Linked DNA regions of Homo sapiens: all the other regions are linked to region 2. Evidence: read pairs that join two places in POLR2A ChIA-PET (ENCODE). Cell type or tissue: MCF 10A. All regions are shown on one strand. Each heading gives the region's core, and the rest is flanking DNA. Links, peaks and the distances in the headings are about the cores only. Region 1 overlaps NEDD4 (NEDD4 E3 ubiquitin protein ligase). Region 2 has its middle 6.4 kb from the start of NEDD4. Region 3 overlaps NEDD4 (NEDD4 E3 ubiquitin protein ligase).

The links. Peaks named below come from ENCODE experiments on the same cell type or tissue, not always from the same donor. Only the 100,000 strongest peaks of a DNase experiment are listed, where the experiment ranks them.
Region 1: POLR2A ChIA-PET joins it to region 2 with 22 read pairs; 6 of 35 experiments call an interaction of 5 or more read pairs at or near these places.
Region 3: POLR2A ChIA-PET joins it to region 2 with 65 read pairs; 6 of 35 experiments call an interaction of 5 or more read pairs at or near these places.

What each region holds. Positions count from the first base shown.
Region 1 is chr15:55,902,063-55,912,979 of GRCh38, forward strand. The region is part of intron 5 of NEDD4 (NEDD4 E3 ubiquitin protein ligase); the gene reads right to left. Among named protein-coding and RNA genes, the nearest start is that of NEDD4, 86 kb to the right of the region's middle. In MCF 10A, for the core only: no CTCF peak of the experiment used is centred there; DNase peaks (open chromatin) are centred at 5,909, 7,199 and 7,459.
Region 2 is chr15:55,994,555-56,005,471 of GRCh38, forward strand. It overlaps the pseudogene CNOT6LP1. Among named protein-coding and RNA genes, the nearest start is that of NEDD4, 6.4 kb to the left of the region's middle. RefSeq lists a silencer at 67-264. In MCF 10A, for the core only: no CTCF peak of the experiment used is centred there; DNase peaks (open chromatin) are centred at 4,097, 5,297 and 7,087.
Region 3 is chr15:55,914,819-55,925,735 of GRCh38, forward strand. NEDD4 (NEDD4 E3 ubiquitin protein ligase) reads right to left here. Exons shown (of 29, transcript NM_006154.4): 5 at 9,828-9,881. Among named protein-coding and RNA genes, the nearest start is that of NEDD4, 73 kb to the right of the region's middle. In MCF 10A, for the core only: a CTCF peak has its summit at 3,194 (motif pointing left); DNase peaks (open chromatin) are centred at 1,253, 2,383 and 3,243.

The DNA of each region.
Region 1 (10,917 bases), core at 3,988-8,987, 91 kb before region 2:
ATTAAGGCTTAGATAAGATGTGGTTAGATGATAAATTCCAAATCTGAACTCTAATCTCTTGGTTTTAGGTTCCAAAGGAAGGCCTCAATTATATTGGTAACCCATGCATTATCAAAAGTTATCTGATTAAAGAAAGAGAAAATCCTATGGTAAATAACTGACATGCTCCATCCCAAAGAGATGTGAATATCAGAAAATAGATGAATTAGACAGATGCAAGTCAAAAGAGATGTATCCATCTTGAATTTTGTCAATACTAAAATGACATAGTGACTTAGAGATTTATCTAGCCAAAACAGTTTAGAATTAATGTTGCTTTTACCATTAATTTTGTCACGACTGCATGGTGGCTTTATATATGTAAAAGGCTCCTAACCATCACAGATGCATTTCAACGTGTTTATGGGTACAATATGTATTTTTTAAAAAAGATTCTAGAAAAAAGGAGAAGCGAGGAGGAGATGGATGATATAATCAACAAAATGTTGATATATTTTAGAACGGGATGAGGCATACATAGGGGTTCACTGCAATATTCTTTCTACTTTTGTGTATGTTTGAAATTTTCCCTAACGAAAAGTTTTAAAATATTTGGGAAAAAACTAGCTTATAATAATATAGGTAGTTTATAACATTTATTAAATAAAAAGAACTTAAGGATGAAATTCATAAACAATGTTATAGGAGGCAGAAAACAAAGTATGTGTTAATCAATAAAAGTAATCAGAAAAAAACAAAGTAATTATAAATCACAAGTTGGAAGACAAGGAAGGAAATATTTGAGAGAAATTAGGTCAGCATGGTGGCAGGTGCCTGTAATCGCCGCTAGTCAGGAGGCTGAGGCAGCAGAATCACTTGAACCCAGGAAGTGGAGGTTGCAGTGAACCGAGATCGTGCTATTGCATTCCAGCCTGGGTGACAGAGCGAGACTCCATCTCAAATAAAAAATAAATAAATAAATAAAAAGAAATATTTGCGAGAGAAACTGGTTCTCTGGTAATGTTTAATAATAATCCCTAAACTTTTTTTTCACTCAACAATGGCCATAAGAAAACACTTGATCTGGACTATACATTCTTCAGAGTGTAAACATTATTCATTAGATTGTAGTCAGCCCAAATGGAATTTTTCCTTTAGACAACTCTTTTTTTTCTTTCTGATGCTATTTTTACCAAAGTAATCTTTTCCAAGCAGCTTTATCCTGTAGGATTCTCCCAGTGCCCGATGAGAGTCCTTTTGGCTAGTGGTAGTAGAAAGGTGCTTTAAAATACATAATGGAGTTGCGTTTTGGTTGAAGTATGACATTTGCTAGATTTGTGATTTTCAGCAAGTCATTTAAAAATTTCTGGGCCTTTCTACTTATTTCTAATATGGAGATATAATCACTATCTCAGACAGTTTCCTAAAATGTGGCACATGAAGTATGCTGTTTTAAACTTTTACAAATATAAGGCTAAGGGTTTAAAAAAGAATATACTGGGGCCGGGCAAGGTGGCTCACGCCTGTAATCCCAGCACTTTGGGAGGCCGAGGTGGGTGGATCACGAGGTCAGGAGATCGAGACCATCCTAGCTAAACACGGTGAAACCTCAGCTCTACTAAAAATACAAAAAATTAGCTGGGCGTGGTGGCAGGTGCCTGTAGTCCCAGCTACTCGGGAGGCTGAGGCAGGAGAATGGCGTGAACCCGGGAGGCGGAGGTTGCAATGAGCCGAGATCGTGCCACTGCACTCCAGCCTGGGTGACAGAGTGAGACTCCATCTCAAAAAAAAAAAAAAAACACACATATATATATATATATATATATACACACATTGGCTGGGCACGGTGGCTCATGCCTGTGAATCCCAGCACTTTGTGAGGGCGAGGTGGGAGGATCACCTGAGGTCAGGAGTTTGAGACCAGCCTGGCCAACACGGTGAAACCCCATCTCTACTAAAAACACAAAAAAATTAGTCAGATGTGGTGGCGGGCACCAGTAATCCCAGCTACTTCGGAGGCTGGGGCAGGAGAATCGTTTGAACTCTGGAGGCGGAGGTCACAGAGAGCCGAGATTGCACAACTGCACTCCAGGGACAAGAGCAAGACTGCATCTCAAAAGAAAAGAATATATCAAGGTTTTCTCCAAGTTAAAAATCATAGTTGAGGCTTCAAGTCCTAGTGACAGTGAACATCCAATATTAAACTCTACTAGAAGGCTGTTAGGGTCTCTTCCTCCTTGTTCTATTTCCATACACCTTTTATTTTATTTCATTTTTTTGAGACAGAGTCTCACTCTGTCACCCAGACTGGAGTGCAGTGGCTCGATCTCGGCTCACTGCAACCTCCGCCTCCCAGGTTAAAGACATTCTCCTGTCATAGCCTCCTGAGTAGCTGGGATTACAGGCGTGCACCAACACGCCTGGCTAATTTTTCTGTTTTCAGTAGAGACGAGGTTTTACCATGCTGGCCAAGCCTGTCTCAAAGTCCTGACCTCAAGTGATCTGCCCACTTCAGGCTCCCAAAGTGCTGGGATTACAGGTGTGAGCCACCACACCCGGCGTATTTCCATACACATTTTAAACAGGTTGATTCTCTTCTTCTGAGTGACAGGTATGCATATTTGCACTTCAATGTATTACCAAGAATGCAAAAAGTTGAGAAATACGTTAAGGAAACCACATTTTCTACTTGAGAGTGTTTACTTCAGTCTTTCTAGGAGTGTATATGCTTCTAGAATATACACAAGGTATGTCAGACCAGAGGTATGAAAATGAGGCATTTTGGCCAGGCATGTAATCCCAGCACTTTGGGAGGCCGAGGTGGGTGGATCACCTGAGGTTGGGAGTTTGAGACTAGCCTGACCAACATGGAGAAACCCCGTCTCTACTAAAAATACAAAATTAGCCGGGTACGGTGGCACATGCCTGTAATCCCAGCTACTCAGGAGGCTGAGGAAGGAGAATTGCTTGAACCCAGGAGGCAGAGGCTGCAGTGAGCCGAGATCGTGCCATTGTACTCCAGCCTGGGCAACAAGAGCGAAATTCCGTCTCAAAAAAAAAAAAAAGAAAAGAAAAGAAAATCAGGCATTTCATTTACTGCAAATGAATTAAATTATCATCAGCATGTTAAGAATTCTGTAAGTAAATATCACTTTTAAGACATATTTTACCTGGAATTCACTCAGTTGCAGAACTTATATAAAGGAATCACCTTCACTCCTGATTTGTCACTAACCATGGCTGTAAAACATAACTGGCAATCATTAGAAGTTTCTTCTCTGGAGAAACAAATTGACCTCAGAGAGAAGACACTAACAATTGGGGGGTTTCCCAACAGTGAAACCCACCAGTTGAAAAGCCCAACATAATTACAGAACCTCCAGGCAACTTCATAGCGACTTACTCTCAAATATCAACAACAGATATCTGGAGGGAAATGTCCAGTATTAAAGAGAAATAACAATAACAACAGCAAAGGGACCAAAGGGAACCAGAGACAACATAGGACCTGAAACAAAACTTAAGAAAGAAAATAGACCAAACCCGAAGTAAAATATTCTCAGAGAAATAAGAGATTGTATTCATAAAAACAAGTAGGACGTTAGGACTAGGAAATCATCAGAAACAAGAAAGAACTTTAAAAATAAAATTTTATATCCTTCGCCCACTTGTTGATGGGGTTGTTTTTTTCTTGTAAATTTGTTTGAGTTCTTTGTAGATTCTGGATATTAGCTCTTTGTCAGATAAGTAGATTGCAAAAATTTTCTCCCATTCTGTAGGTTGCCTGTTCACTCTGATGGTAGCTTCTTTTGCTGTGCAGAAGCTCTTTAGTTTAATTAGATCCCATTTGTCAATTTTGGCTTTTGTTGCCATTGCTTTTGGTGTTTTAGACATGAAGTCCTTGCCCATGCCATCAACAAGTGGGCGAAGGATATGAACAGACACTTCTCAAAAGAAGACATTTATGCAGCCAACAGACACATGAAAAAATGCTCATCATCACTGGCCATCAGAGAAATGCAAATCAAAACCACAATGAGATACCATCTCACACCAGTTAGAATGGCGATCATTAAAAAGTCAGGAAACAACAGGTGCTGGAGAGGATGTGGAGAAATAGGAACACTTTTACACTGTTGGTGGGACTCTAAACTAGTTCAACCATTGTGGAAGACAGTGTGGCGATTCCTCACGGATCTAGAACTAGAAATACCATTTGACCCAGCCATCCCATTACTGGGTATATACCCAAAGGATTATAAATCATGCTGCTATAAAGACACATGGACACGTATGTTTATTGCAGCACTATTCACAATAGCAAAGACTTGGAACCAACCCAAATGTCCATCAATGATAGACTGGATTAAGAAAGTGTGGCACATATACACCATGGAATACTATGCAGCCATAAAAAATGATGAGTTCATGTCCTCTGTAGGGACATGGATGAAGCTGGAAACCATCATTCTCAGCAAACTATCGCAGGGACAAAAAACCAAACACCCCATGTTCTCACTCATAGGTGGGAACTGAACAATGAGAACACTTGGACACAAGAAGGGGAACATCACACACCGGGGCCTGTTGTGGGGTGGGGGGCTGGGGGAGGGATAGCATTAGGTGATATACTTAATGTAAATGACGAGTTAATGGGTGCAGCACACCAACATGGCACATGTATACATATGTAACAAATCTGCACATTGTGCACATGTACTCTAGAACTTGAAGTATAATTAAAAAATAAATAAATAAAAAATAAAATTTTAGGCTGGGCGCAGTGGCTCACGCCCATAATCCCAATGCTTTGGGAGGCTGAGGCAGGTGGATCACTTGAGGTCAGAGGTTCAAGACCAGCCTGGCCAACATGGTGAAACCCCATCTCTACTAAAAATAAAAAAATTAGCCAGACAGGTGGCACGTACCTGTAATCCCAGCTGCTCGGGAGGCCAAGGCACCAGAATTGCTTCAACCTGGGAGGCAGAGGTTGCAGTGAGCCAAGATCACGGCACTGCACTCCAGCCTGGGCGACAGAGCCAGACTGTCTCAAAAATAAAAAAAAATAAAAATAAAAAATAAACAAAATTTTAAAATTAAAGAAAGGGGGAAACTTGGAAGAAATCTTCCAAGAAGTAGATTAAGGAGGCAAAGAAACAGAAAACAGGAGAGAAAAGAAAATTTTAAGGTCAATCCAGGAAGTGCAAACTTTGGCTAACAGGAATTCTAGGAAGAGAAAACATGGAGAAAAAGACAGAAAATCTTCAAAGAAATAATATCTGACTTTTAAAATGGGCACATGTTTTACCTTGATAAAAGTAATTAAATCATATGGGCAATCACATATCTCAATGTTTAGGTGTTTACCTGCATGAAGTAGGTATATAAACATTATTATATATTATACTATATTGTTCTCTGGTTGTTTTCTATGGATTATGCCATTGTCTCATTTCAATTATAACCTCTTCACATCCAGGAAGAATATTTGCCACTTATGGCAGGCACATATTCTATTTCTGATAAATACTTGTTAAACTCATTTGCTTTGAAGACGACTTGAGTTTCCAGTAAGCTCTGTGACTGTTTAAGAGGGTTCAGTCTTTCAGCCTTGTTACAAAAGTAAAGGTCATTCTTAGCTGAAACAGTTACTTAAAACTCCAGGAACTAGTCTGAGAATCCCAGCTCTTACAATAAAGTCTAGAGGGAAGTCATTTTATAAAACAACGATAAACTGAAAGAAAGCTAGTCAAATGGCTTTTGTCTGAATACCCTTAAAGATCTTTGTCCATTCAATCTTCTTTTCAGGAAACTTGATCTGAGCCTCTATCCAGACACCCAGTTATACGGTACCAGTTAGTGGAATATGTAGGCTATGAATCAGACTCCACTGTGGAAACTAATCCTTGAGTCACGATCATAATATTCCATTGGCATTCACCCCAGGGACAAGGTATTCATTTAAGAGTGCCACTCTTCCACGCAAAGGATGAAGCATCACGTAGCTCCCACTCATCATCACAGTCATCACTCAAATATCCTAGTTTGGTTATCTGTTTCTGCAAGGCTGTGTGTAGTCATCCTCACCTATCAGGATTCTGCAGTCATCTCTACCTCATTCCAAAGGGTCCCTGGCTTTATTCATTAATTTAATAAATATCTATTAAGTGTCTATTTTGAGCTAGTCATTGTTCTCTATAGTAGGGAACTGTATTCTAGCAAATCTGAGCCCAGAAAAGATTTGCTTAATCCATTCTCCAGAATACTTCTCTAATCAATTCTAGTGAATTTACATTTGCCTACCTATTGCCATATCTCCATCTTTAACTTTTTTTTCTGCTGCATGTACACTTAGTATCTGAAGTATTATTGATATGTTTTTAATGAATTACTCGTGATAATGGCCACAATAATGGCATTGCAGGGACTCAATGGATACTTCGACTTTGAACTGTATTACTGTTCTCATCAAAGAATGGCCTTAAGACTTACTTCTCAAAGTGTGTCTGGGGAATTACCAGCATTGGTACGATCTGTTATAAATACAGAAATCTCAGGCCCCCATTCTGAGACCTACTGAACCAGAACCAGAATCTGCATTTTAATAAGATCGCCATGTTATTTACATGCACATGAGAATTTAAAAATCACTGGCCCAGCTGACATCTTAATAAGCCATTCTCTAATTCCTTAATAAAGCATTAGAGGGTAGCCTGTGAGTCGGACACAGCAGTGCACCTGTAGTCCCAGCTACACAGGAAGCTGAGGCAAGAGGATTGCTTTAGCCCAGGAGTTCAAATCCAGCTTGTGTAACATAATGAGACCTCATCATAAAAAAACAATTGAGATAAAAAGTAAATAAAAGGAAGCAATCCTGGATAATATTATTTTAGGTATATCTGTACTTAACTTCAGGTATAACTATACTTAACTAAGTTTAGTTATAACTGAATTTAAAGACATTGTCTACTATATCATCAATATCTTGCTTGGGTAATGTATTTTTCTACTAAGGTAATCAAAATGTTTCCTAGTGTTATGGTTTTATAATACCTCTAAGTCAAGAGAAGGCCTACGCTCTTTCTTCACCAACAGACATCCTCGGGCCTAACTAGAAATGCCATGAATTTACTTACTTGTTCAAGGTGTTCTTTGTTGTGACTCACCCATGAATCGAGCTACAAGGTGCACATACACACTAGCTGGTTGCTCGTCTAAGCCCTCAGGTCTGCTGCTCTTGTTCTATCCCAACAGTTCGCTTCAATCTTAGTGTGGGTAAAATTGCTTTTCAACAGTTGCTCCCATGTTGAGTCCTTCCCAAAACATCTCATTGAACTGGGACAGATCTGCTCATCTCTTGTTTTGAAATTACTGTATCTCTAAGTATCTGTCTTCATCTGACCATGGTCTCCCAATTTTACACAAGGAACAGAGGATACTGAACCAGACGTGTGAGCAATACTTTGGATTATTTCCAGGGTATGCTGACAAGACAACTGGTTCCCTTTCTCAGCATTCATTTGCTCCTTCTGCTAACCACCTTCCTGACCTCAACACATCGCCTGGCCTCACCCAGAGACTCTGCCAAGCCCCTTCAGCCTACAAAGCCTCTTGTCCTGGCTTCTCCTGGTCTGTCTTGTTTCCCTGTCACCTGTGATGTAAAGGGAGAGTGGACACAAACGGGTGAGGCCTCACAACAGCTAGCACATGGTAGGCTCCATAGCCTGTAAGAAGCCGGCAACATAGACAGAATTGCCTATTATCCAAGTAGTTTCTGGGAATAGGCCTTAAAACCTTGACTTGTTTTCTACATGGAAGCTCTATTTTGTCTCGTCTTATTTTTGGTGGTAGAGAGGGGACTGAGAAAGTTAGACTAATGCTGTCCAAAATGAGGTGTGAATATTCATAAGCGATTTCAAGTTTTCACTTATAATTTTCTGTTTCCTTCATTTGATATTGCTGAATTTCCTTTTCACTCATCATACTTGCTTATTCTATAGTTCCAAGGTGAAAGAACGTAAGACTGTAACCTTTATTTTTTTCTCCAGGAAAAAGAGACTGTACTCTCCCTGTAGAGAGGGAGTTTGTCTTATACATCTTATATCCACTTCACATATGCCTTCTGTATAACAATAACTACATATATACCTTGCCTATGCTATCTCATGCTTATTTTATGACATCGAGCAAGCAACCTATGCTGGCTGTTTCTGCTTCCTTACCTGTTTGATTCTTTCTTCAATCTGGCTTTTAACCCCGCATTCTCCTGAGCCTACTCTTGCTAATGGACCTCCTAACTGACACATCCAGTGGATACTTATGTTCTCTGTGGTACTGTCTGCTTTCCTCCTTCCCTCACCTTTCACCCATGCCTCTATGCCTCCACGCCTCCATGCTCTCCATGCCTCCATGCTCTCTTGGCCTCTGTGTGGTTCCTCCTTAGTCTCTTCTTTATCCCCTCTTCTACCGCCTCACCAAAGTTGGTGGTCCCCAAAATTATAATTTATCTTCCCTTCCCATCTCACTGTATACCTTCCCTAACGTGTTCATCCTTATCTGAGGCTTTGACTATACTCCTGACTCCCAATCTACATTTCCAACTCTCACTTCTCTCCTGAGCCTTGGTCCTGTATGTCCAACTGCCCTACTTGAAAACAGCACTATCAGGGCAGCCTCTGATACACATAAACTTCATACATGATTTCTTCTTCACCCTCCCAATCTGGCCCCTCTCCTGAATTCTCCATCTTAGTTCATAACATCACTGTTAACCCAGTCATCCAAGTTAGGAAAACTTTAATTCATTTATAATCCATGAAACCATGAAAAATTGTCTTCTAAAAACCTTAAAGAGAGCACTTCACACTCTCAAATAAAGACCTCCATTGCCCAACTACTTAACTATCAGCCGAAGACCCCCTTCTTTGTCTTCAGCATGAAGCACCAGGCCTAATCGGACTCTGACCCACTTCTGGCAGATCACCGCCTCCCACATCCCCAGGCTACCCTATGCTTGAGCCCCACTGGACTATTTACAGTGGAGATTCTTTCACATTTCTAGCCTTGCATATGCTGCTGCTGCCACCTACAGCAGTGACTCTCAACAGGGGACAATTTTGCCCCTAGGGGACATCTGGCAATGTCTGGGGACACTTTTTGATTGTCACACTGGGAGAAAGGGGTGTTACTAGCATTTAGTGGGTGGAGGCCAGGGATGCTGTTAAATATCCTACAGTGCACAGGATAGCCCCCACTACAAAAGTGTCCAGCCCAATATAATAATGCTGAGATGGGGAATCCCTGCCCTAGAATCTCTTTGATTTCTCTGCCTGATGAACTCCAGTTTACCTATCAAGACTCGGTTCAAATGTCACCTCCTCTGGGAAACCTTCCTCTACCAACCAGGTCCTCTCTCCAGATAAATAATGTCACATCTTTCTACTTTTTCATACACACCTCTATTTAGCACATCACATATTAGACTGAAAAAAAATTTTTTTTTTTTTGAGACGGGGTTTCGCTCTGTGGCCCAGGCTGGAGTGCAGTGGCGCGATCTCGACTCACTGCAAGCTCTGCCTCCCGGGTCCACGCCATTCTCCTGCCTCAGCCTCCCGTGTAGCTGGGACTACAGGCGCGCGCCACCATGCCCGGCTAATTTTTGTATTTTTAGTAGAGACGGGGTTTCACCGTGTTAGCCAGGATGGTCTCGATCTCCTGACCTCGTGATCCGCCCGTCTCGGCCTCCCAAAGTGCTGGGATTACAGGCGTGAGCCACCGCGCCCGGCCTAGACTGAAAATTTTTATGTTTACAAGCATGTCCCTATTACTAGAATGGGAGCTCCCCTAAATAGAGACTGTATTTTACTCATCTTTTATTCTCAGTGCTTGGGACAGTGCCTGGCACTCAAATGTGTACTGGATGAATTAAACAAGACACATCTACAGAGAATACAAAATGTTTTCAAGCAAACAATTCAGCACTCTGAATCTGTCTGAAATTAACAATTCCTCAGTTCTAAGAAATATACATGTACAAATATACATTTTTCACCAACTTTCTAAAACTAGTCATTAACATTGTGGCATCACATTTTAGAATATTTATAAATTACATTGGTTTATATAAGTGCTGCTCAAAATAAATTTAACCAAATCTCTCTAAATATTCTGCTAAATTTAGTAAAATAAGGACTGGAAAATAATGGAACATTAAAGTAAGTATATATTTAAAACATCTATTTTAGGAAGAACAATAAAATAAGAAAATATTGAAATGTATAATCTTGAGATTAGTGTTAAAGGCTTTGAAATAATTAAGACATAAGTTTATTACAGTTCTACTATACTAGGCTTAAGCAATTTACCTATTTAGGATTAAGTTACATATAATGAACAAAAACTTTTATAACAAAAAGAAAAAATGTAAAAAATAATTCTAATAAAAATATGAATATAAGTAAAGAATGGAAGACATTCAAGCTTGGGAAAAATGCTAATGCACATTAAATAATAGGGTACTGAAATCTCTGAGCATCCTAACAACATAACATAGGAGATTTAGAAAACAACAGATGGGGGAAACAAAATAACAGTAGAGAAAAGTAACTACTATACAGATTTAGAAATCTGAATAGCAATCATTGTTGTAACTGTATACATAGTACCTTAGCTCCTTAACCTGCTTCTTGATTGAACTGACAAAATATTACACATACTGTTAAAATATCAAGTATTTATTTTCAGATCAAAAGTCATTATATAGCCTTTACAAAAGTAATACTGTATTTCAAAAGGCATATGTAATAAACATATGCCAGTCACTGTTATGTTGTTTGCTATGCCTGAAATCAACATTATTATGGAGATAGACTACAAAGTCTCATCTTCACTCTAAGTTGTAAACACAGAACACAGACAGTGTCCCAGATACAGGTAAAA
Region 2 (10,917 bases), core at 2,962-7,961:
TCTGGGGAGAATTATGAACACCCAGGCCACAATTTATATCATGTTGTTTTTATACATTTGCAGAAATTTGCAGAATTCTGCAATCTCAAAATCTAATTTTTATTTTCCTCAATGATTTCAGAATAACTCTGATTTATTTTTAACAGTTTAAGATGCTACGTGGGAACAAGGCTATAGCCCATATTACTGGTTTGTTACGTAAGATTTTTCTCGTACTTGGCCGGGCGCGGTGGCTCACGCCTGTAATCCCAGCACTTTGGGAAACCTAAGGCGGTGAATCACCTTAGGTCAGGAGTTCGAGCCCAACCTGGCCAACATAGTAAAACCCTGTCTCTACTAAAAACACAAAAATTAGCTGGGCGTGGTGGCGGGCGCCTGGAGTCCCAGCTGCTTGGGTGGCTGAGGCAAGGGAATCGCTTGAGCTTGGGAGGAGGAGGTTACAGTGAGCCAAGATTGCGCCGTTGCACTCCAGCCTGGGCGACAGAACAAGACTCCACCTCAATTGTCGTACTTTATGATTGGTAGGATCCATTTCATTCATATAATATGTATCAAAATTCTGTTAATACACAATTCAGATTTTATCCGTATTAGGGGGAAAGAGATGGCACTTAATCAAACATGACTACAAAATTACAGAATGGTCAGGAATTGTTGGCTTACCTAAATCGAAAAAGCCATGAGAGCATTAATTTGTTTTTTAAGTTGTCACATATCTGTGGGATTTGTGGGTTAAGAATAAAATAATCTGAAAATATTGTGTGCCCTTCTATTTTGCGAATATTTCCCTCATCTCTCATGATACACATTTTTATGTTTAATTTTAAGTTAGTTAAGTCATTTGAATTTAAGTTAATTCAGTGTCATTTCAGGGCACAATTACAAACGTGTAAAAACAGCTTCCGTTACTGCTACTAAAATTTAATGAATATATGAGAAGTATACACAGCCTAAAACTGGTAATTAAAAAAAAAAAAATCAGTAAATCCCCAAGGGATTATAAAGTAAAGCAAATTGGCCATTTGATGTATCCAATAGGTATTAGTGATGATACTTCTAAAGACCACTGATTTGACTCATGATTTCTTATTCTGTCTTTCCGAATATGAAATCATGAAGAATTAAACAGCTACCAATACAAGATGAACTAGAGTAATTATTGTATCCCGGTCAACAGCTAGGAGGGGCACCTGAAATTAAAGGAAGCTCAAATCGGGATGGTGATATCAGCTGGTGGTCCAATAACCAACCACCACTGAGAAAGCTGTTTAGAATGAAGAACTCCTCTACATATCACTCAACTGCGCAGAACTCTCATGAAGGCGTTTTGTCTACCTAGGCTGCCTTCAATTAGGTTCATGTTGATTTGGTTTGAGTGTGTGTATAACCATGTGAGGCACGTGTGAAGAATGTGACATGGTGCATAACAATTGATTCTGTGCCTCATACCTGTGCTAGGGATCATCCCAAGCCAAAATCCAGGCAATTCTAGCAACCTCCAATAGCATCACCCCTTCTATCTCTTGTTCTTGAGTCTTTTCTCCCTTCAAATCTGCCTTTACATGAGCCTCCAAACTGATTAAGAAGCAAGAAATGAATGAAAACCAGTAAACCTGGTCTAGACTTTCTAGTAGTCTGTATACGTAAACCTCTTTAACTCTGCCTATAGATTTCACTGTGATGCAGAAATTGTTTCTAGTTTTTAAAATATCACCCCCTGGGATCAAAATTGGATGTGGAATGTAACAATATGAAAGGTAATGATACGAAATGCACTTTAATGTTGGTAATTAATTCCCTAAGGGATATAAAAAAGTCTTGTTCAGAAGTTCTCCTTTAATTCTCTCTTACTCTTAATATCCCCTGGCTGCTTCCTTTCTAATAGTTAATGTTTGAGATTTTTAAGGTTCATTTTTTCTTCCACTGGAAACTCCCTGGACCTCATCCATTGCCATTGCCATTACCATAGTTTCAGCTACTTTCTTCATAGAGCCCATCTCAGATCCAGAGCTCAGTAGTGCAAGAAATGTTTATTTGATTTTCTGAAATGAACTAAGTTTCTGCCTCCAGTAGTAGAATACATAGTCCCAATCAATTCATTGGTCTTGCCTGACCCTCTTTTTGCTAAGCTGGATTCTGACTTCTAACAGGCTGTTGTGCTCCCTCATCTTGGTGATAAAGGTTCTCATCACTCCCTCCTGGAATTAGTAGATGTATCTGTGTTCCCGCTGGCCTCTAGCTGTGGACATCTTTATCAAGTAGAATTACATTTGGCTGTTACCTAAACTAATAAGATTTAAAGATTCATGTTATATGGCTGTCATGTAAAAGTCTAGACAGTGGGCAGGGCAGGGTTAATATGGCTAGTTTGCTCTGCCAAAGGGTCAGAAATTCAGGCACTTCACAGCTCACTGCTCTGATGTTTGTAGGTGTGACCCTTATCCTCATAGTCCAGAGAGTGGCTCAAGCTTCAATCATTACGTCTATGTTCCAGGTTACAAGGCAGAGGAAGGAGTAAAGAAGAGAGTTCAGGTATCATGGTCATCTTTTAAAATGCCCTCCTCACCCCACAAGGGGTGGGAGGTAGTGAGAAAGACGGCCAGGTGCAAGGCAGTGGGACCCAGGTGTGTTCAAGGAAGGGTTTGCTTGGTGGACTGGTGATGGCAGAAATGGGAAATTAGTTACTTGTAGAGACAAGTGATCCAATAAGTGAATATATGAATGATAATGAGAACCACATTAGTCACTGTTGAAGAAGTTACAAGAATGGAAAGAGAAAACTTGAATGAGTCTTGTGTTGTTATAATGAAATTGGTGGTGTTGATATGAACTCAAAAGTTTTTAACATATATATATAGTATATAAATAAATGTAGATGTAAACCTCTGCTGCATACACACACACACACACACACACACACACACACACACAAATATTTTCTACATTTGTATTCTAAGAGGGCCTGGGAACAATGACACCCCAAAAGCAATGAGCATATCTTGCATCCATATTTTAACTTTTTACTAAAAGAAACCAGGGCTCCTTGGAAAAATGGCTGATTCCAGGACTAGGACAAGGCAAATAAAAGTTGAGCCTGAAACATCTTGTTATCCCAGAAAATAATGAAAGTAATGATGGAGACAGAATAAAAGGACACAGGAACCAACCTGAAAAAAGCTCCCACTGGCCAAAGATGGCCTAACTTGAGCACTAAAATAAATTATGATAGCAACAGATTATAATCCAATGAATAATTCTGGTACCATGTGTTCATTACAGATATAAATTATAATAAATGAGTACATTCAAAGTTCAATGAAAAATGAGATTTTTACAGGGTTCAACATATATTTCCAGAAAGTACTTAGTTACATAGATTAAAAGGCTGAAATATACCACCTTAATCAAATGATCAAAGTGAACATTTGATAAACCAAAATCTTGCAACCCATTGCTTTTCCTCCATAACTTGGATCTAATCATGAGAAAACAAATCCAATTTAAGGAACGTACTACAAAATATCTGCCCTGTAATCTTCAAAAGTGTCAAGGACATAGAAGTCAAGAAAGTTGGAGGAACTGTTCCAGACTGACAGATTAAAGACCCTGTATTATGGTTCCCTAGAGAAACAGAACCAATAGGATGCAGATATATAAAGAGATTTGTTATGGCTGGGCACGGTGGCTTACGCCTATAATCCCAGGTTTGGAGTGCAGTGGTGCTATCTTGGCTCACTGTAACCTCTGCCTCCTGGGTTCAGGTGATTCTCTTGCCTCAGTCTCCTGAGTAGCTGGGATTACTGGTATGTGCCACCATGCCTGGCTAATTTTTCTATTTTTAGTAGAGATAGCGTTTCACCATGTTGGCTAGGCTGGTTTTGAACACCTGGCCTCAAGTGATCTGCCTGCCTTGGCCTCCTAAAGTGCTGGGATTACAGGCATGTGCCATCATACCCAGTGTCAACATATTTTTTTCTACCAGGAGTTTCAAAGCTCTATTTTAAAACTTATAAGCTGAGCATTGACTTATCTTTCTCTTTTCATTTCTGTAGTAACAGTTCTAGCCTGAGGGCAGTAATCAGAAAACCTCACTGCTGTCTGACTGGAGCCAGAGGAAGGGCGGCAGGATATTCCAGGAATATAAGTAGTTATCAACAATAAAATTTCACAATACCTTGCTATAGCTTCCACACCCTTATCTCTTACCTAAGCTTCAGACCTGTATTTCCCACTAACTGTCTCTTTCTTGGTATCATGAAAAAAGTCTCAAACTAAATAGATCCCAAAATGAACTCATTATAATCCTGTATTCTGTGTCTCTGGAAATAGCATTATTGTCTATCTAGTTGCAAAGGCTAGAGACTTCTGAGTATTCTAAAATTCATACCCCCTGCCCATTCCTACAACTTCTTCCTATCACCAGTTTGTTATACAATTGAAATTCTTTCCTCTTCTACCTAAGATTTTTTTTCTCTTCTTATTGGTATCCATGGCTAATGTCGGTACACCCATCATTGTCTGGTAATTGGCTCAGACTGGTAGCTTTTTGTCTTTTTTTGTTTCACCCTATATCTTCTGAGACAAATGTTTGCATGCAGTAATTTTTTTTGAGACACACTCCCAAGCAGTAGTGTGCTGGACTCAACTCATACTGGCATCCAAGGTACAATTGTGTACACCTCTATCCAACTGCAGATTTGGTGATGTCATGTTGGTAGCTTGAAATTATGGTGTATTTATATCACAGAAATAGGCAAACACTACAAACCAAGATCATTTTATTTTCCTGGAGAGGCAGTTATTAAACATTTATCGGAACGCGACTGAGCCTAGGAAACATGAGTGAGGGACTGAAAAGAGTAAAACAAGGAATGGCATAAGACCCATGCAGTGATTTTGTAAATTTTTTAGTTTCCTTTACATGATTAACCTGATTTGGGCTCGATATCACTAAGGACCCTTCAGGAGTCATATAGAATGTACCTCAGAATTGTTCTACCAAGAAGGGAGTATTTATTCGTTAGTTTCCATTCCCTATTGGACAGGGGTTATTTCATAGGATGTTAATATTTGCAGATTTCCTTGTGTATAGAATGGCTGAATTGGCTCCTACAGGTATGTCCAACAGCAGTGGCAGTGAGGCACAGGGGCAGAAAGTGAAATATACATTAAACAACTAAAATGAGTTGCTGTCTGGTTACATCTCTACATCTTTGGTTGCTGCAGCAAGGACTGGAGTAAAGGTTAGTTGAGAGGGTATGAGTCAGAGTGCAAGAGGAATCTAATACATGTGCAGATCTGCCCCACACTTAGTCCATTCTGCCGTAGGGTCTTTGAGGTGTGTCCAGTATTTACCTCTCCAAAAGACTTGATAGACAAGGGTTTCTAGGATAAGCTGCAGCATCTACTGTGTAACTGGTCTCAGGGTCATAAATGATATGCATTATCTCTCTCCTATACCACCCACTCTCAATTTTCCCATTCTTGGCCAGTACTTCAGCAAATTTAGGTTATTGCCTGGTGGGGACTCAGATTTTCCTCCCCAAGAGGTATGATTTGTCAGTTGTGTTTAACTTATTGGGTCATGGTTCTAGTAATTGCCCATTTAGAATTGTCATTGGACATGCAAGTACTAAAATATGCGGTGGATCCCCTGAGTTCCAAACATACGCTTTCTTGTCTTTCTTGTGTAACTCAACCATAGCTCCTATACCTCCCTGCCAATACGGTAATTACTATGTTTGTCTATTGGTCCACTAACATGAGAAGCTCAAAAATGACCAAGTGGTGGTCATAGCTTCCAGTACAGTGGGACCCTTGCTGTGTCTCCTGGAAGAAGCATCCCTTCTACCCCATAGTAGGAACTAGGATTCCTATGCAGCAGTACCTAAATTGTCTTGCAGCTCTCCCTGAATTAGTCTGGGAGTTCTTTGAATATAGGAACTGTATTTATCTTCCCATTGGACACATAGAAGCCAGTCAACAGTTATATGAATGAAAGATTATATTTGCCAGAAACGGGGAAAAATGTATATGTAACACTGATTTTTTCCCTCATAAAATCTTATTTATGGATTTTATGCTGTTTCTTATTGCATATGACTCAATTCTGCAATAGATAAACCATATCTGTACCATTAATATGCCATAGTTCAAAACCTTTAAGCAAATGCTGTTGTTTATTTTAGCTCCCAAATATAAAATAAACTTACAAAGAACATTCCATTTCAATTATTAGCAATTTTTGAGTGGTAAAATGAAAAAGAGGTTAAAATATCAATATTACAAAAGTGTTGCCTTTCTACAATAACTTGAGCTTTCAGCTAAAATGAGTAGCATTTAGAATTTCTCTGATTATATTTGCCTGAATTATTAAAAAAAGAAAGATAATAATTTGAAATGCAAAATGCTTTATATGGTTCCTAGGAGAAGAAAAGACATTATTTGTGGGTTCTTTTACCCTAGCTATTTTTTTTTTTTTTGAGAGTCAGTCTTACTCTGTCACCCAGGCTGGAGTGCAGTGGTGCGATCTCAGCTCACTGCAACCTCTACCTCCAAGATTCAAATGATTTTCCTGCCTCAACCTCCTGAGTATACACTAGCTATTCTTAATTCTGAATAAGAGAATCTGCCTATAAAAGTGATTTTTAGTTAAACATTTAAGATATTTCTTCCATTCTATTTTAACATGTAGAGTAAAAGCATTATAAATAAGGATTCCTACTAAAGGTCTGGTGTTTCTACACTATTATTTAAAATGACTCAAATGTGTGAATGAAAATAAGATTATCTCCTTATAAGATCAAGAAGAGAAGTTGGCAAGCAATTAGAAGTGCTCAATATTATTCTATAGGTAATGTAATGTGTGTGTGTAGTTTTGTCTTCTTTCTTTATATGTAATATTTCTGCGGCAAATAAGTAGTTTTAAGTTACATACAGCTTCATATGTCTAAGCCATTTGATAAAATGGTCTCCAACTTTTTCTACCAAAAATAGATTAACATTCCAGTTTTGTTTTTAAGAGATGATGAGTGATAAAATGGCTTGAGGGCTTTGCAGGAAGCCGTTTATAAATTAAGCTAAAGGTCTTGTCTACCTGTACAAACTTGTTTAGCTTTTGGTTGAAGAAACTGAAGAGCAGATAAATACTTTGTAAGCAACTTTTACTATAAATTTGTAGCATGTGAATTCTTCCTTTTTCTTCTGACTCATTTCTGAGGCCAAAACTAAAGTAACTTCTGCTATGGTTTGAATATGTCTCCCAAAGTTTATGTGTTGGAAATTTAAACCCCAGTGCAACAGTGTTGAGAGGTGGGATCTTTAAGAGGTAATTATCAGCTGGGCGTAGTGACTCATGCCTGTAATCCCAGCACTTTGGGAGGTTGAAGCAGGAGGACTGCTTGAGGCCAGGAGTTTGAGACCAGCTTGGACAATATAGCAAAACCCTGTCTGTAAAAAAAAAAAAAAATTAATAAAATTAATTAGCCAGGCATGGTGGTGCGTGCCTATAGTCTTAGCTACTTGGGAGGCTGAGGTGGATAACTTGAGCCCAGGAGTTCAAATCTCTGTCCATTTAAAATTACCCAACAGATATTCTGTTATAGCAGCACAAAGTTTGAGGCAGATATTTTTGAGTTTAAAACACTATCTGTCACTGGGCACAGTGCTCACGCCTGTAATCCCAGCACTTTGGGAAGCCAAGGTGGGTGAATCACTTGAGATCAGGAGTTCGAGACCACCCTGTCCAACGTGGTGAAACCCCATCTCTACTAAAAATACAAAATTAGCTGGGCATGGCGGCACATGCCTGTAATCCCAGCTACTCGGGAGGGTGAGGCAGGAGAATCGCTTGAACCCAGGAGGTGGAGGTTGCAGTGAGTCAAGATCACGCCGTTGCCTTCCAGCCTGGGCAACAGCTGGGACTACAGGCGTGTGCCACCACATCCAGCTAATTTTTTGTATTTTTAGTAGAAATGGGGTTTCACCATGTTGGCCAGAATGGTCTCGATCTCTTGACCTTGTGATCCACCTCCTCAGCCTCCCAAAGTGCTGGGATTACAGGCGTGAGCTACCGCGCCCAGCCAACACCCTTATTCTTAAAGGGGTGTACAACCAGGGTTTCTTTGTTGTTTATTTTTTTTCTGCCCATTTCTCCCCACATAATCCCTAGCTTCCTGTCATCCTTTTCCTTTCTTTTCTCCACCCTCCATTCCCTCACTGAATATACCAGGAACTCCAATATCTTCTTTCCTTAAACTGCAGAACAATTCAACTCTTCAATCCCAAATTTAGCTCTAGGCTCATTTTGCATACCTAAACCTATCAAGGTATTCAGCAGAACAAAAGGGACTTTCTTATAACAGAATGCACCCTCTTTAGAAGAGAACTGTCCTTATAAGTTAGCAATTTTAAACATTCTTCATTTTTTTTTTTTTTTTTTTGAGACGGAGTCTTGCTCTGTCGCCCAGGCTGGAGTGCAGTGGCGGGATCTCGGCTCACTGCAAGCTCCGCCTCCCGGGTTCACGCCATTCTCCTGCCTCAGCCTCCCAAGTAGCTGGGACTACAGGCGCCCGCCACTACGCCCGGCTAATTTTTTGTATTTTTAGTAGAGACGGGGTTTCACCGTTTTAGCCGGGATGGTCTCGATCTCCTGACCTCGTGATCCGCCCGCCTCGGCCTCCCAAAGTGCTGGGATTACAGGCGTGAGCCACCGCGCCCGGCCTCTTCATTTTTTTTAATTTTTTTATTTTTTTACAATGTTTCCCATTTTTATTTTTTCCTTCCACATTTAACTATTAAAAAAGTTTGTTATTAATAAATGGGCTTCTCTGTGGTTCATATACAATCATAAGTGAACTTTAAATTCCATTTTATACAAACATCTCCAAAAATATTGGGAGTGAAGTATGGTAGGAAATATTGCTTACATTGCTAATTAACATGCATATATGAAGGAGGAAAATGTTTTGTTAATGCATATACCTCCAGAGCAGAAAACCCACCCAAAACAAAAGATCTAAAATAAAACATACAGTAGCTGATTACAAAAAAAGGTAATGTCCACAAAATTAAGTTTTTCATGCTATTCTACTTTCTAGTACTATGCTTCAGGTAATCAATTTGCATGGCTAGATGTTGGATACTTGAGGTATATAAGAAGGGAAACCTGCATGTTGAGGAAAATCTGTCATCTTAAGGGTTGTTTCTTTTTGTTTGTTTATTCTGGTACTTTAACATTTTTAAAAGATATTTTATTTACATCAAAATTCACTGAACTACAATGACATTCCAATTATAATAGATGACAAACAACGCCTCTATCACTAGGCACTTTTAAAAGGGAGTTCAGGCTTTACAGAACCCTTCTGATGCAATCCCATGTATGATATGACATCATCCCACCACCCTCCTCCAACTAAAATTACCCTCTGGGGAAATATTACCTTATATAGCCTGATTAATTTACTATGGAAGAAATTAGCATAAAATGACTAAAGTAAATGCATCATTTAAGACTAATAAAACAGTTTAAGATGTCAGGTTTGAAAGAGGAGACAAATTGTGTATATTTAAAACTAATTAAATAATTTAAATTTAACCTGTACTTTATATATTAGTGAGACACAAATATAGGCTATTGTCTTTTAAAATTTCATTCACATAATGGAAAATTTCTTGTTTATTAAAAATATCACATTTTGAGACTAGAAACAGTAAAGTGCATGAAAAGTTTAAAATATAAATTTCAGAAAACTCTTATAGCAGCAAAAAAGCAGAATAAAGAAAAACTTAAAAACACAGACACAACCTTTTCCTGTTACTGTGCCATAATTAACATCAAGTAGCCAACAAATTTTTCCCCAGAAAACAGTATTCTGTTCACTGCCTCTTGAGTCACAGATTTTCAACTGGCTCCTCCTAGGCAAAAAAAAGATTCCAACATACCTAAAGGCATCAACAATTGGGAATAAACCAGTAGCTTCTTAATTAAACCCTGACAGACAACTGAAACAAAGATTAAAAGCATATGATGGCCATTTGGCAGCTAGAGTCAGGAAAATGACCCAACGTTTTCAACTACTGCCCCAAATTTGTTCTCTCTCCCAAATCCTTTGCACTGTCATCTCAAAAAACCAACAGCCACATAATCTGTGTTGGAAACACATAAAATATCTGTATGATTTTCCCCATCTGAAACTCTGATCAAGGCCTTTTTATTCAGCAGATTTTTTTCTTCTTTTAACATTTGACTATAATGGCAAAAATGATATAGGTCATATAACATCTGTTTTCCTGGCACAACCAGACAGAAGGTTGAATTGGAATAAGGAAAAATTCATTCTGTGGGCATCCTAAACGTACCGCATTCTATTTTCAAGGTATGTGGCAATACAGATTACTTACTCTTTCTCTATAAATAAACTTGAGAGACAGGCTTAGAATTAATACTTCCAATAAGGTTATATAGAGAGGACAAAAAAACCAAAGTGATTCCTCAAAAAAACTCCAAACCAGCATTTGGCCAACAAATTGTCATGTGGTGTTACATGCTTGATTATGAAAGCATACTGTGCAACCATCTTTAACTTTTCAAATTTTCTTTCCATGTATAGAGGCTATATCATAGTTTATGTACTGAACAAGTAAATTTAAGTACTCTGTTAATGTGCAAATGACTTGGGAATCCAAAAGTCAGTTATAAAGGAAAAATTCAAGGTTTTCCCTGGAAGGCATATCATCATTCAGTTTAAAATACTGTATTTATAGTTTTTAAAAATTGCCTTTTATAAAATGGTTGGCTCACTGAAACCATTCAAAAGAAAGTATTTGTTTTGGAAAAACAAATACACTGTTGTTGGGCCTCAAATTGGTAATTTATCAATTTTGAATGCTGGCTGTTAATACAATATAAAGAAG
Region 3 (10,917 bases), core at 447-5,446, 82 kb before region 2:
ATTTTAAATAAGCATTCTAAATTTTACTCTATTTCATAATGATTAAGAAGAGGAGAAAACAAAATGATCATTTGAAAATAGGAATAAAGTATTGAGCTACACAAAAGAATACTATATCATTTAAAGGAAAAATATGCCAAGATAAAATGTTATGAAATAGACTGTTATTCAAAGTTTGTTTTGTTGTAGAAAGTTTTTTATGTTGTAGAAAAGTTTTATAGCTTAAATCACTTAGGAAGATTTTTAAAAATATACATTTTGTACACTGGTAAAATAACAAATAGAGTAAAAAACTATACATAGAGTTCTTCAGATTTACAAATATAAAATTTATGACTACAAAATACTGCTAGCTAAGGACCAGGAAAATATGTAAAACTGCTTGGTTACAATAAATGTTCTCCAAATATTTCATTAAGTTATTCTCATATAAATTAACATTTACCAAGACCAAAGGAAACTTACCTTGCAAGAATTAGACAGTTCATTTGTGCAATCTCTGTTGCTGTCTCTTGATAAATTATCCACTTTACCTTCATTTCCAGATGCAAACTTTATGAGTAACTGAGATGGTCCCCCTTTAGAACAATTGTGCTTAAGGCTGGATAGACAGGAAATATTTGGATAAGCTCCTCCCAATGAAATACTTCTTCGTAAAATACCATGGTTTTTGTTCATCTGTGAATGTGGTCTTTCCAATTCTCCATTGATATTTATTTGACAATCTACATTTTGGGAGGATGGCAAACATGCAGATGTCCTATGCATGAGCTTAATATACTCTGAATCAGAATTAAGCTTAATTTCTGACATTTCTGGTTTACAATCACCATTTGTTGTTTCACAGTCTAATGTAGCTGCTTTTCGTTGGGTGAAATGCACTGAAACACAAGAATATCCTTCAGATGACTTTTCACAGACAGTCTGTCTGGGAGTATTATTCGAAAGAACAATTTTCTTCTGTAACGAGCCCTTCCTGTGAAGCGGCCGTATGTCTCTTACTTCTCCGGGGGTACAAATTGTTTTAGATAACCGAAGTCCATTGACAGCTGTTGAAAGAAATCCTTTAGCACTAGTGCCATCCTCATTATGTGCAATTTCACTAGGAGAAATAATAAACTGGTGTGAAGTTTGATAGGATCCTTTGCTCAGAAGAGTACACAGACTTGTTGGAGAAGTCGGTCGGGTAGTTGAAGGACTCCTAGGAAAAATGACTAAGGAGGAGTAACGTTTTAGTGGAATTTTTGTGTTCCTGCTCACTGGCAATTTCATAATCTCTAATCCATGTTCCAAGTCATCCTGGACAAAAGGATCTGTACTTGTACTTCTTGAAAAAATTTCACAAGGAGTAGTATTCCTGTTTGGCACACTTCTATTGGAGGTGCTGTCAGAAGGTAAGTTTCCACCCAAAAAAGTATCATCACTTGGTGGAAAAGTATAACTACTACTGTCACTGATGACACTGTTAGTATATGAACCTCCACTTGTGATACTTGCACATGACCCAAAATCACTACCGTTGCTGCTGTAAGACCCATTATCACTGGTTGAAAAGTTACTAAGGCTACCACTACAAATGGCTGGACTGCTTACAAGGTGACCATCATTCACAGCATTCAATTCATTATCGACCACAGCACTACTGTAAATACCATCCTTCAAGATACAAGTAAACGAAGCATCATCACTATCAGCTAAGACATTGCTAGACTGAAGATATCCACTGTACCTTGTTGGCTGTAGTGAAATCTGTAGACAGCTGCTCTTTTTATTAACATTTTCAGATGAGGGAACAGATGATCTTTCTTGAGACTGAACGTTTTCCTTTATTAACGGAGCTAGTGCAGTCTGTCTGGGAGTCAGCTTCATTTGAACAACGTTAGACGTTGAAATCCGTGTTGGTCTTTTGAAGCACATGTGAACATGGCTATCCAAGTCATCTCCGGAGGTTTCTGACAAAGGGTAAGTATTGCTTCTTCTGGCTGCAAAGTGCAATCGTAAGCTTTGTGCCATTTGTTCTCATTTCCAAACATGTTAAGGGCTGAAAGTCATAACAAAGATCTCTGTCCGTAGACAGGCTAGAAGCAGCTGCACTGCATCAAAAGAAAAAATCATTTGTGGTGCCTAAAAGAGCTATTAAGTAGTAGTCTTTATCCTAAGTAAAACATTAGATACCAGATATCATAGAAAGAAAAAGACGACCCATTCCAGAGACTGACGTTTCCAAAATGTCTTGAATCGCTTGTAGTCAAAATGCCTTCACTTACAAAGCACTTGATTTCCAGCGACCTTTAAGCTGAGCTCAGCTGCAGCACACTGACTCAAACACAGCCAACCTTGTTTCAATTATACCTTCTCCAATTTGCATGAATGAGTAACACAAGAACAACAATCTTCTAACATTTCAAGTTGAAACAGTATTTTTTCACCCCAGCTCTACTAAATGAACATTTAACTATGTGAATCACAGTGCCTATACTTTCTCCAGCCGACTTTGCCCACTAATATTTTTACCCATAGGTATAGAATTACAGGAAGTTGGTAGGAACAAAACCCCATGTAATTAAGCATCAAATCAAAGATTGAATTTCCAAATAGTAGCCATACTAGGAATCTAGTCAAGTTAGTTAATATAGGGACTGTTAATTTTTTTTTTTTAATGTGTGAATTCAAACAGTTAGGTAAATTTGGAAATACCAAAACTTTACAATGAATTAAAACTTTAGCACTACATCAAATAGATACATATTTTAGCTTCCAAAGTGCTAGTTACATAAAAAGTGAAAGCTTAAGGACAGAACTACAAAATTAACCTAGTAATACCATTGCAAAACTGAAGCATAGGTTCAAGAAAAAAAGTTTAAGAGAAGCTGTCACTAAGCATTTTCTCCTGTAATTTTAAGGCCTTTTCCAGCCAAGTAGAACAGTCTTTAAATGATGCCATTTATATTTTGACTATTAAAACTGCCAAGAAATAGCCTAAGCAAACATTCCAATAAAAATATATGCAGATTAGAAAAAAAAAACTATACCCCAAGATAGTTTGAACACACAGGATATTTTATTCCACTGTCTCTGCAATTCATTCACTTAAGAGAGTGTTGTGGTAAGTAAAGAAGTCTAAAAAGGATTTAGCACATCAAATAAACATGTCTCAATGCCAATTCTGTTCTGAAAAACTCTAAGAGCTCTTTGCTGGCCCCTGCTGGTACTTTGAAACAATCCATTTAGCTGTTTGATATCTATAAAGAAATACAAACCAAGCTGCACATTTCTTTATATAAACGAAGTACATACTTGTTTACATTTTTGAGAGCTAGCCCTACCCTAGAGGTGGAATTACTCACCAGTGCTGATAAAGCTCCCACAGTAGAGAACAGTGGACTGTTTGTCCTTTTAGAGGTTGTGATTTTGTATATATATTTTTTCTGCTTTGTATTTATTTAACCTTTATTTTCAGTTTACTAGGCAATCAAAATTTAATATTTTAATTTCTCTCTCAAATGCCATAGACCAAGGTTGGTATTCTATTTGAAAGAAACAAATTTATTTTTAAATAATACTCTAGGGTATATTTAAACCCCTCACCTAAATTTTATAGCTGGAACTCCAGTAATAAATATATACTGGCTCATTCATAGGAAAGTAAAAGGTAAAATAGTTCCGTTGTTTATACCACATGCTACTACACCCAAGTTGTATTTTGCTAAGTAAGTTTTTTTTCCTAAGTAAAAGCAAATATGTAAAACATATACTCATACTTTGTTAAAAAAAAAAAACTGCTTAAGATAGATCTGTTTTTGATCAGAATTTTCTAAACAGATTTTTAATCAATTAAGACACAAAACAGAATTATGGGAATTCATTGCATTTCATTTGACTAGAATGAAACAGCCCTGTTTTTGAATGCGTACAATAGTTGAAAACTTAGTAATACAATTATTATGTTATTTTTGCTTTTGTATAAACCACCTCCTTTATGATTTTACAGACTTCAGTCAATATTCTCTTAACATCTTTTTCTTTTAAATAAGGAGGAGTCCTGTTTTACTCTGCCTTCAAATGACTTCAGCGTTCTTTCTGGGATTAAGTGTGGGGTCTAATAACTCAAAGAATGAATCCCTTCTAATAGGCTAATCAATGAGATCTAATTGTTCATGTCTGTGGCCTAAAACTTCCAGGAAATAAGAAAAGCTCCTCTCATTATTAACATATAAAATAATGAACTCCAAGTATTTGGTCAGATAAATGTCTTCTCTTTGGTAAGCTTCACTATAAGCATCAGTTCCATGTCCCCTAACTAGATTTTAACTTTCCAGAGAGCATGGGCCATAACTACACATTTCTTCTGATGCTCCTGAGCTCATCCTGGGCTCAAAGTAAGTACCAGAAGACACCAGATAGAAGTCTGGATGGAGAGATGGATGGTGTCATCACAGTCACTCTGAATGCCTAATGCTTTCTTTCAGGATTTTTCTTGTTGTTGTTGAAGTTGATCCAGCCGCCACTTTTAAAGAAATATCAAAAAGCACTGCAGGTGGACAAGAAAGAATGACGTTTGAAAAATTTACAGAGAGGGTTTCAGCCAAGGAAATGTAAGGTAAGAGAATCACATGCACTTCCTAGCACTCTAGTCTGAGTTTAAATTCTAGGGAGGCTGAACAATTTGCATTGCTGGCTGAGGTCTGAAATTGCATAGGATCTATACTGCTATTATAGCAGTTACATGGGAAATCGGGGAACTTGCTATAAAATGTAGTCTCTCAGTCCAGCAAATACCAAAACAGGAGTGTTAATCCTAACCTTAAGTGTAGAAGAACTGGAGGGACATGGCAGCCCTCATCTGGAAAGAATCCATGCAAGTCCTACATAGAATTTCATATTCCGGAATGAAACAGATAACGTCTTAGGATTGAAGCTAAGAACCTCACATTCAGAGCTGTTGGTTACTGATCATCTACATGGAAAATAATGTGATTATCTACATGGTATGGATAGGCTCTGGGTAATCTTAATCATTGACTGAACTTTGAAGGCCAAAGTCAGCTGCGGTGGTTAATTGTATGTATCAACTTCGATAGGTTATGGTACCCACTTGTTTGGTCAAACATCAGTATAGACATTGCTATGAAGACATTTAGACATGATTAGCATTTAAATCAGTAGACTCTGAGTAGAGCACATTACCCTCCACAATGTGTGTGGGTCTCATCCAATCAGCTGAGGGCTTTGAAAGCAAACACAGGTTGTGTAAGAAGCAGCAATTCTGCCTCAAGACTACAATGTAGAATCCCTGCCTAAGTTCTCAGCTTCCTGGCCTGCCCTGCAGATTTCAGATTGAAGTCTTCACTATATATATATTGTGTGGAAATATATATATTCATATATTATACATAATTTCATATATAAAATATATGAAAAATAAATAATACATAAAATATATACACAATCTATTGTTTCTGTTTCTCTGGAGAACCTTCACTAATACAACTGCTAAACGTGAGAAGCACAGGGTCTCCACCCAGAATATAGGTGGCTCCTAAAACCGGTGGCTGAATGTGTACAGGTGTATATCTTAGACTGGTGACACAGTGCTAACTTTTGCATTGGTGGGTAGAGTTTTTTTAAGACACATCATTCTGAAATGTTCTGTCATTATTGCCACCACTACCACCACCATCACCATAATGAAACGACAATATTTTATAACACTCAAGTCTTAAAATTGGCTGGAAAAAAGTGATATAAGCCTACTCTTTATTGAAAGCAAATATCACTTACATTACAAACGTTTTCCAGATGACTAAAGTTGTTTCTGCTTAATATTATACTTGTGTTCTTCACCCTCCATTTTCCAAGAGAATTTGCTAGGAAAATGGTACATTTTAAATTTAGTTGTGAGTGCCTCAGCAGAATAAAGACGGAATGACATTTATAATGACACAGGTCATTTGTTGCTATACAATCAGGTCTGTTACTCCACCAATGGCTATAGGTTCTATAACATCTCAGGTCATCTCTATACCTCCCTTACCTGCTAAGACTAGCAACAAATCAAGAGGACTAGAATGACACACACCACCATGTTCTAATTATCTTTGGCTCTTTGTTTTGCTGGTAAACCGAGTTTCTCAAGAAAAGCTGTATTTCCCACTCATAGAAGAGCATCTAACACAGTAGATATACTAAATGGTATATCTTAGCTAACACAAGATATACCATATCAGAGAGCTACAAACGCGTTAAGTCTACGAATGTTAAATGACATTTTATATTTGTATCATGATAAAGAATTTTCCAAGTATTTTCATCGTCATTGTCTCATTTTATCCTCACAATATGCTTATGAGATAGGCAGGGCAAATATTGTTGTCCTCATTTTTTAAATGTGAGAAGGTATTTTTAGAAGGATTGAATAATTTGTTTAGGGTTACAAGCTAATACCCCAAAAGAAAGGCAGGATTATAATAGAATTTCTTAGTCCTTAGTGTGGGGATCTATAATAACTTTTTTTTTTTTTCGCCGAGACGGAGTCTCACTCTGTTGCCTAGGCTGGAATGCAATGGTGTGATCTCAGCTCACTGCAACCTCCACCTCCTGGGCTCAAGCAATTCTCATGCCTCAGTCTCCAGAGTAGCCGGGACTACAGGTGCGCACCATCAGGCCTGGCTAAATTTTGTATTTTTAGTAGAGACGCAGTTTCACCATGCTGGCCAGGCTGGTGTCGAACTCCTGACATCAGGTGTTCACCTAACCTCAGGAACACCTCCTGATCCACCCGCCTCAGCCTCCCAAAGTGCTGGGATTACAGGTGTTACAATATTTTGATTAATGTGTTATTTGTTTTTTCATATGGTTAAAAGTTTTAAAAATTTTGTCATATTTATCCATCTATAAATATCCAACTGTTAATATCAAAGGCAATACTTTTTTCTTCCAACCTATCATGACACACTTTATAGTATTATATACACAGTAAATGCTTAAGGAATGTTAATTCACTGATTAGTGTTTGACAAACAGCCATTCTGGCCATTAAGAAAGAGTCACGCAAATACTAAAGTTACTGGCAAAATGGACCAGACAATTAAGCATGGTGGAAAGCACAAATGTGAGCTGTCCCTCCTTGTGGACAACATGCAAATAACGCAAATAAAATAGTTCACCAATAATACACTCAATGATCAGGCAAAATTCACATCGGTATCAGTGGCAACAGGAAAAATAACAGTAATACCATGATCTAGCAATTCAACTCTAAAACATATCTCTTAGAGATAGACTCAGACACGTACATAGGGAGACATAAAAATGTTTATCAATTTGTAAGAGCAAAATACTGGAAATAACACTAATATCTATTAAGGAGGTTAAATACATAAATTATAGCATTATGATTTTTCAGAATATAGAAAATTATGCATCATTGAAATGTGTAATCACAGATCTCACAAATATAATGTTAAGCAAAAAAGCATATCAGAGGAATGTCTATAGAGATATACTATTTTTACAAATTAAAAAATATGCAAAATAAACAATGTGGGTTTTTGCTTTTTTGGAGACAGAGTTTCGCTCTTGTCACCTAGGCTGAAGTGCAATGGTGTTATCTTGGCTCACTGCAACCTCCACCTCCTGGGTTCGGGCAAGTCTCCCAACTCAGCCTCCCAAGTAGCTGGGACTACAGGTGCCCACCATCACGCCTAACTAATTTTTGTATTTTTATTACAGACAGAGTTTCACCACGTTGGCCAGCCTGGTCTTGAACTCCTGACCTCAGGTGATCCACCTAACTCGGCCTCCCAAAGTGCTGGGATTACAGGCATAAGCAACCATGCCCGGCCAACAATGTGTTTTTTGGGGATATATATACATGTGATAAAAGTATTTTAAAAAGCAAAGAATGATAAAAACAAAATTGAGGACAGTGGCTAGTACTTGTGGAGGAAGAAAAGAAGATGCTACTAAGGAGGGATCTAGGGAGGGTTTCAAAGATTTTGGTAATGTTCTAGTTCTTAAGCTGAGTAACGTGTATACATATTTGTCTTATTATTTAAAATATTTATATTATGTGGGCTTTTTTGTATGTATATTTCATGAGTTAAAAACAAAACACACACAAAAACTCCACCAATACAAAGTTTAATTTGTTTCCATCTAGAAGGGACCAGCCTGGCCAACATGGTGAAACCCCGTCTCTACTAAAAATACAAAAATAAGCTGGGCAAGGAGGCGGGTGCCTGTAATCCCAGCTACTTGGAAGGCTGAGGCAGGAGAATAGCTTGAACCTGGGAGGCAGAGGTTGCAGTGAGCTGAGACTGCGCCACTGCACTCCAGCCTAGGCAACAGAGTGAGATTCTGTCAAAAAATAATAATAATAAATAAAGGAAAACAGGTCTATAGATTCAGAGGGGAAAAAAAGGAAAACATTTTATATTCTTTTAAACAAGCAAAAACACAGACAGAAAACAAATAGCTCTGTAACTAACCATATCTGATAATCAAATCAGCAACATCTGTCACTTAGCCTTAAAAATTAGATGGCCAGGCTGGGCATGGCAGCTCATGCCTGTAATCCCAGCACTTTGGGAGTCAGAGGCAGGCGGATCACGAGATCAGGAGATCAGGACCATCCTGGCCAACATGGTGAAACCCCATCTCTACTAAAATTCACAAAAATTAGCCAGGTGTGGTGGTGAGCGCCTGTGGTCCCAGCTACTAGGGAGGCTAAGGCAGGGGAACTGCATGAACCCTGGAGGCGGAGGTTGCAGTGAGTTGAGACTGAGCCACTGTGCTCCCACCTGGCGACAAAGCGAGACTCCATCTCAAAAAAAAAAAAAAATATATATATATATAGCAAGTCAGTGATAGTCTTCTTTGGCAGCAATAATGTACTTTTGCTTAGTATGATGTTTATTAAAGATTTCATTGGCAATATCTTTAGTTGCCAGTATAATTACCATTTCTTGAGGGCAAAAAAAACATGAATGTAGTTTAACACTAAAAACAGACTTTTTTTTAAAAAAAAAGCTAGTTTCTCTGTTAGCTAAAAAATGAACAAAACTGTTTAATTTTTCTGGTGCTTGTAACTGATAAGCTTTGCACACATAACACTGTTTCTATACTTACCTGTTCAAATCTTACAGGTTTAAAATATAGATGTAAGATGCTAAGATGAGGGTTTGAGATTGGATCCTCAGAGACAAAATTAGGAAAAGGATAGGACTTTAAGAGAGTCTTTAGGAATTCAGAAATCAGAACAATCATTTTATAAAAAGAACATCAGGTTTAACTTTGCTTTTTGCTTCTGTAAGAGCTGGCCATCTTTGAGAAGACTTTATTTGCTCATTCCTTATCAGTGTAAAAAGGACAGATTTCCTCTGTAGAAGAGTGGGGATGAGAGAGTGGATAGGATGTCCATTGGATACAGGTAACCCTAAGAAAGGCCACTGTAGTGAGGAGGCGCAACTGAAGGATACCCTGGGAAGATTCCCAGAGCCATGGAGTAGGAACCAGGGGTCATGGGCGAGTGAGAGGGAAGGCAGGACAAAGAGGTTGGTTTTCTGTCCTCTCCTGTCACAAGAGGTCTTGAGTAAGACCTTATAATATGTTGGCAATCAGAAGAGGTGCTTGGGAGGAGAATGGAAAGGGAGCGAGTAGGACCAGGAGGAAGAAAACAAATTCTATCTCCCTCACCATTTTGCCCAGAGTCTCCATAACCACCCCCAAGCCATCACTCAAATCCCAGACTGCTTACCCACTTCCCCTGGCTGCTCCACTGAAATGTACCCTTACTTCATATTTCATATAAGCACAATATAACTTACCAATCGGTTTTCGTCAAACACTTCAAAAAGAAGCCGGTGCTGCTGAGGATGAACCTAAGAAAAACACAATCTTTATTTAAAAACAAGTAAACATCAACCCACAGATACTCAGAAATAAATGCTTAAAGATGCTGCCATTTGGTCGGGCATGGTGGCTCATGCCTGTAATCCCAGCACTTTGGGAGGCCGAGGTGGGTGGATCGCCTGATGTCAGGAGTTCGAGACGAGCCTGGCCAACATGGTGAAACCTCGTCTCTACTAAAAATACAAAAATGAGCCAGGTATGGTGGCATGTGCCTGTAGTCCCAGCTACTTGGGATGCTGAGGCAGGAAAATCGCTTCAACCTGGGAGGTGGTGACTGCAGTGAGCCAAGACTGTGCCATTGCACTCCAGCCTGGGCGACATAGAGAGACTCCATCTCAAGAAAAACAAAACAAAACAAACAAACAAAAAGAAGTTGCCATTTTCTAATTCCGATTATTTGGAATGCATTTTAAAATTACATGAAATAAGAGCAGACTAGTCATGTGTCACTCATTTTCTAGTAGTTTCACAACAACAACAAAGTGAATCTGGTTGTTTATTTTTCAGATTTTTCTAACAGAACGAAAGGAAGTAAAAGAAAATTTCAAAAGATTACTTAAATGTTTGCAAACGCTTATAAATACAGATTAGATTTTGACACCTTATGATCAGTTTTATTTACTTGCTTTTTATTAATCAGTTTAGAGCCACCCAAAGTGGACATTTTTCAGAAACTAGTGTTGTGAATCCTTTTATTATTGACTTAATAAAATTACATGTTGCTTTTACTATATAAAGTACATAGCAGTCAAAAGTATACACTGCGTTTTCACTTAAGGTTTAAGCTTTGTAGCACATGAATAAAAATTACAAGCAATATTTTGTTTTTCAAAGCCAATGCTTTCATTCTTGTGGGAATGTTTCGATATCAAAATAAAAATCGCCTACTATATATATTATATTGAACACTGTGATATCTTAAAACATTGGTGTACATGTCAAAACTATTGATAGAAAAAAGTCCTATGCTTGTGACAAAGATATCTAGATACCTAACTCAGTGTC